Regions from separate parts of the Mus musculus genome. Here region 1 is linked to region 2. Evidence: chromatin loops called from intact Hi-C (ENCODE). Cell type or tissue: heart. All regions are shown on one strand. Each heading gives the region's core, and the rest is flanking DNA. Links, peaks and the distances in the headings are about the cores only.

Region 1 (2,912 bases), core at 88-2,587, 260 kb before region 2:
CTGCTCCATGTTCCTGCCTTCACTCAGCTGGACTGGACCCTTCTCACCCTGGTCACCAAACTCTTCAAGAGATGCGGTACCTTTAAAATAATCAGAGAGGGCTGGTGAGATGGCTCAGTGGGTAAGAGCACCCGACTGCTCTTCTGAAGGTCCAGAGTTCAAATCCCAGCAACCACATGGTGGCTCACAACCATCCGTAACGAGAGCTGACTCCCTCTTCTGGAGTGTCTGAAGACAGCTACAATGTACTTACATATAATAAATAAATCTTTAAAAAAATAAAATAAAATAAAATAATCAGAGAGACTCAGGCATGGTGCCATATGCCTGTGATCCTGATATATGGGAGGCTGGATCAAGAGAATCACAACTTTGAGGTCATCATCAGCTACTGAACTGATCAAGGCCAGCCTGGGCTATATGAGACCCCGTCTCAAATAGAGGCTCAGAGTGGGCGGAGGCTTCCATGTAAGCCTGGTGACCTGGAGCCCACGTAAAGGTGGGAGTTGTTCTCTACCCTCCAGAGCATGCGTGGTACAAGCACCCACCACCAATCTCCCTCTCTCTGCCCCCCGCACCCCCCTACACACACATGAGAATTTGAGGAATGCTAGGCATGGTGGTACATGCTTGCAATCTCAGAACTCAGGATGCTGGGGCAGGAGGATTGTTTTGAGTTTCAGGTCAGGAAAATCAGAAATTCCAGCTCATCTTCAGCTATATAGTGAGTTTGAATCTAGTGTGGATGACATGAGAGTCCATCTTATAAAAATAAACAAGCCGGGCGGTGGTGGCGCACGCCTTTAATCCCAGCACTTGGGAAGCAGAGCAGGCAGATTTCTGAGTTATACAGAGAAACCCTGTCTCGAAAAACCAAAACAAACAAACACACACCTGACTATTGCAGTGGTTTCCTGTTTCTGGTGCCTGGGTTTACAGGACCCGGAAGATGGAAGACTGATTCCTTGTCATGGGTCCCACATCATAGAAACATCTCAGCCTAGCTGGCCCCAGCCTCCCTGGAAAATCCACAAATTGTCTTGATATATCTATTTCAGAATTAGACGTAAAAGCTGGTGGGGTCCAATTAGGTAGGGTCCAGCCTTGTACAGGTCCTTAGTCCCACAGATACAAGTGTGGGAGCAGAGCTGGGGGCCTCGTCTGTAGACCCCAAGCCTGTTCCTCATCCCTGGCTACCAACCTCAGGAACAGGAACCCCTCATCAGGAGGACCCCCCTCACACTGTCTTCAAATTCCCTCTAGAGGGCGGTGTTGAGCCGTGAACAGGAGAGAGAGGGACAGGAACTGAGAAATGGGTTTAGGTGTAGTTCCCCTTTCTTGGATATCCCCGAGACTGTGTCCAGTGTTCTGCAGGACCTGCCTAGTGTTTATCCGAAGTCTCTGCCCTCTCAGATGGAGACAAGCTGGATGCTTATTTCACGTCCCGACGTCTAGCACAAAGTCTGGCATAAAGTGACATAGGCCAGGGGAGAAACGGCTTAGTGCGTTACAGTGCATGCTCTACAGGCAACAGATCTGAGCGGGAGCCCTCAGTGCCCACAGGAGTAGCCAGGCATAGCTGCACATGCTTGCAACGCTGGGAACTGGGGTTGAGATGAGTGACTCCTGAGAGCTTGCTGATGAGCTAAAATGGCAAGATTCTAGATTAGTGAGAGACACTGCTGCAAAGCAGAAGGCGGAGAACAGAGGAACACAGAATGCCCAACCTAGCACTAAACATCGGGAGGATTCCAGGAGAGTCGCTGGTCTTTGGTCCAGATTGGAAGGTGGAAAACGCTAGGTTTTGATGTTCATGAAGGATGGTGGAAGCAGCAACAGCAACAAAGCAGATGCACCCATCATGAAGACAGGAAAGCAAGCTGGCGAAACCCAAAAAGGTTTTACTGCTGTCTCCAGTTAGGGCGGCCCTTCTCGTTTTAATTTCCCTAGCCAAGAAGATATACACAGAGACTTGTCTCTTTAGGTGACTGCAGATCCAGTAAAGGTGACAGCCATGGTTCATAATCATACTGGGTCACAGAAGACTGCCTCAAAAATAAATAAACCGATCATGGAGGGGTCCAAAAAGCTTGTGTGACTATATACTTCAGTCTCCTCGTGGGCACGTGCCTGGGCATCTGTCTTTTTTTTTTTTTTTCCTTCCTGAATGGTGACTGTACCATTTTCTAGTCCCCCTGCCAGAGAGCCGAGGGAGCCCTTCTCTTTGCCTGAGGAGTTGGCTTTCTTGATTTTGATGGTTCAGCATGCCCTGGGGGTAGGTCTAGAGGGTCTCAGTAGGGATGAGCTATCTCTTGGAAGACTGGGGGCTGCTGCCTACCACACCTACAGGGAACCTCTTTCCCACACCTAGGAAATATGAATTTGACCCTGGGGGGGGGGTCACGCTGAGGGCTTGCTCTCTTTGTTGGCCATGGAGATAGATCACAGCATGTCTCTGTGCCTCAGTTTCCTTTTCTGAAAATTGGAAGAAACACCATTTACTTCCACAGATAAAGTATCTTAAGGGTTTCTATTGCTGCCATGAAAACACCATTGATCAAAAAGCAAACTGGGGAGAAAGAGGTTTATTTGGCTTACACTTCCATGTTTCTGTTAATTATTGAAGGAAGTTAAGACAGGAACTGGGCAGGAGCTGATACAGAGGCCATGGAGGACAGCTGCTTACTGGCTTGCTCCTCATGACTTACACAGCCTGCTTTCTTATAGAACCCAGGACCACTAGCCCAGGGATGGCTCCACCAACAACCAGCTGGGCTCTTTCTTCATTGATCACTAATTGAGAAAATGTCCTATAGTTGGATCTCATGGAGGCATTTCCTCAACTGAGGCTCCTTTTTCTCGGATGACTCTAACTTGTGTCAAGTTGACACACAAAACCAGCCAGTACATAA
Region 2 (2,912 bases), core at 285-2,784:
TGTTCAGGAGGCAGAGGCAGTGAAATGTCTGAGTTCGAGGCCAGCCTGGTCTGCAGAGTGAGTTCCAGGACAGCCCGGGCTACACAGAGAAACCCTGTCTTGAGAATCAAAACAAACAAAAGACGATGCACTTTTCCACATTGCCAGTACTGGAGTTACAGATGCTGCTGTTGCACCCCACTTTCTTTAAGCTTTCAAACTCAGGTCCCGATGTTTGTACAACAGGTGCTTAATGGACAGACCTATCTCTCCAGCCCCACCATGATTGGTGTTTTCCTTTCATGTACCGAGTCCCCAACTCACAGGCTCAGAGGATGGGCTATTTGTTGGCTCTCCATTTGACAGATGAGAAAACTGAGGTTGCAAAGCTACCCCCAGCTTGTTATGTTAGAACAGACACTGGAGCCCTGGGGATGGGAATGTGAGCAGCCGGTGCTCGGCCGATCCTGAGACACTGAGGGACACACGAGTGCCAGTGCGCCTGGTGGTTGAGGCTGTTGATTTGTTTAATGGCTTTTGAGGATTGTGTAGCACCGTGGTCTTGATGCTAATCCCTGTGTGCAGTCTATCAGCTCATCCACAGGGTGTACTGTCCGTGAGCTATTCATCTTTGTCTCTGGACTGTGGAGCTGGGCTCCTAGCAGACAGCATCTAGTCATCTGCTGAATTTAATATGCCCTGGGGGGAAGGGCCGAGGAGATGGTCTAGAGAGTAAAGAGCTTGTGGCTCAAGGGTGAGAATCCAAGTTCAAATCTCTAGCACCCGCAGAAAAGGTCAAAATTGAAAGGGCAATTTCCACCCATTCTACTATTTTTACAGATAGACCCCCAGATCACAGTCAGAGACTGCCTGTATGACAGGTTTAAAATCTTGTTCATTATCGTGTGTGGTGTGTGAACAGGTGTAGCACAGCCCACAGAGAGACCTGAGGACAGCTTTGTAGCCTTAGCTTTCTCCTCCTGTCTTCAGGCAAACATGGCCAGTGGTTTTGCCAATGGAGCCATCTCACTAACCCCTGTATTGCATTAATGTTTTATTGTTAAGATCACCAAGGGTTTGGGGTGTGGGATGAGATTAGATCCATGCCCCCCCTCCCAGGATAAAATGAGTCATGTGCCTTGAATTTATGATGTGTCTGTAATTTGGGACAGGACCAGGCAGAGGCAGAACATGAGTATAGGGTTTTGTTTTTGTTTTTCAAGACACAGTTTTTCTGTTTAACAGCCCTGGCTGTCCTGGAACTCATTTTGTAGACCAGGCTGGTCTTGAACTCACAGAGATCGGCATGCCTCTACCTCCCGAGTGGTGGGATTAAAGGAGTGTGCCACCACACCTGACCTTGTATGTTTTAAAAAATTAGTTAATTTCTCACACCTGGGAATGAAACCCAGGTCCCTGCAAGAGCAGCTCGTACTCTAAACCACTGAGCCATCTCTCCAGCCCCAGGTGTAGGGATTTTATAAGCTGTTCTTTCTCCACCGCCTCTGCTCACCACTTGTCACTGTCCTCAGCTAGAAGGGAACTAGATTTTCCCCCAGACTTGGTGGTGTTTATCTCTTAGACTTACTTGGTCCTTTGCATACTCATTAGAATAGCCGGCTCTTGAATCGGCACTGAGAGAATAAGTAAATAATACAACACTGCCCTCTAGGGGTTGCAGAGAGTAAGTGCAAAGATGCTCACAGTTCAGACCATGCATTCAGGAGTCTCCACGGTTCTTAACTACCACTAGAAGTAGTTGTGTAGACCTACTTTTGTGGGTACGTGGTAAACATATGTAAATGATTGGATGCTAGATATTAGTAACCCCCTGTGCCTGTTACCCTCTTCTCCTTAGCTATGCACGGGACATTCGTGATCTTATTGCCACTCAGTCTGATCGTGATGGTGTTTGGGGGGATGACCGGGTTCTTGAGCTTCCTCCTCCGAGCTCACCTCCTTCTGCTGCTCACCGGGATCCTCTTTCTCTTTGGAGGTAGGTGTACACCTGCCCGGGGCCTAGGCTCTACAGTTGTACTGATGGTGAACGCCGTGCTGTAAACCTCTTTAGGGGCAGGTCTCAGCTTCTCTAAGGGCTTCCCCCCATTGTGACAGTACAGTAGCTGGGAAAGGCAGTGGTTTTCAGCCTTAAGCTCCCCAGATCTCTGGTTCCAGGAAGGAAGAAGGACGGGGTAGGGCACAGCCTTAGGAGTCATCCCCAGCATCTCGCTGCAAAGCTGTGTCGTCTGCCACCTCTCTGTCTTGGTCTCCCAAGGATGGCCTTGGCTTCCGGTTTAGAGCTGTGGGCTGACACCCGCTGTCTTTGCTCCCTTCTGATGTGGGAAATCAGACTGACCAGGCACAGAAGGACACAGTGCACATGCATGGCTTCACTGGGTTCTCAGTAAGCAGAGCTCATGGTGAGACAGAACAGAGCCACAAGTAGAAGCAGCGGATGGGTCTGGGGACACGCCAGCTGTGTGGCACTCAGCTTCATTTAGCAGGCATAAGTTCAGGGATCTATTGTCCATTCTTGTGATTACAGTCAGTACCCATAGACCGTGTATCCATACGCCTTGCACTTGAATGTGGCCAAGAGGGTAGATTTTATGTGTTTCACTATAAAAAGAAGTTGTGTGAGTTGACCCATGTATTTAACAGTGTCTTAAGCTACTCCATGCACACACTTTACCGCCATGTGCATCATACTCTGAAAATGTGCAAGGTTTACTGCGAGAAAGTGACACACTTCAGGGCATGGCAGTACACACCCATCAGGCTGAGTGTTGATCTCAAGCTGAAGTCCAGATAATACCGTACAGTGTAACTTTTACAAACAGAAAACAATACCAAGTCAAGCCATACCTCTCAAACCCAAATCCAAACCACACCCTCCAAAAACCCAAACCCATCCTTAAACCAAACCTAACCAA

What was found. A loop is a pair of places that touch in the nucleus more often than their neighbours do. Peaks named below come from ENCODE experiments on the same cell type or tissue, not always from the same donor. Only the 100,000 strongest peaks of a DNase experiment are listed, where the experiment ranks them.
Region 1: it touches region 2 in a loop (6-fold over the local background); 40 of 42 quality-filtered maps call a loop at or near these places.

What each region holds. Positions count from the first base shown.
Region 1 is chr16:8,672,742-8,675,653 of GRCm38, reverse strand. No RefSeq gene overlaps it. Among named protein-coding and RNA genes, the nearest start is that of Carhsp1, 2.0 kb to the right of the region's middle. In heart, for the core only: a CTCF peak has its summit at 1,247 (motif pointing right); a DNase peak (open chromatin) is centred at 1,243; H3K4me3 peaks cover 276 bases.
Region 2 is chr16:8,411,164-8,414,075 of GRCm38, reverse strand. Tmem114 (transmembrane protein 114) reads left to right here. Exons shown (of 4, transcript NM_029070.2): 3 at 1,838-1,975. Among named protein-coding and RNA genes, the nearest start is that of Gm24579, 9.8 kb to the right of the region's middle. In heart, for the core only: a CTCF peak has its summit at 1,660 (motif pointing left); no DNase peak of the experiment used is centred there; H3K27me3 peaks cover 800 bases.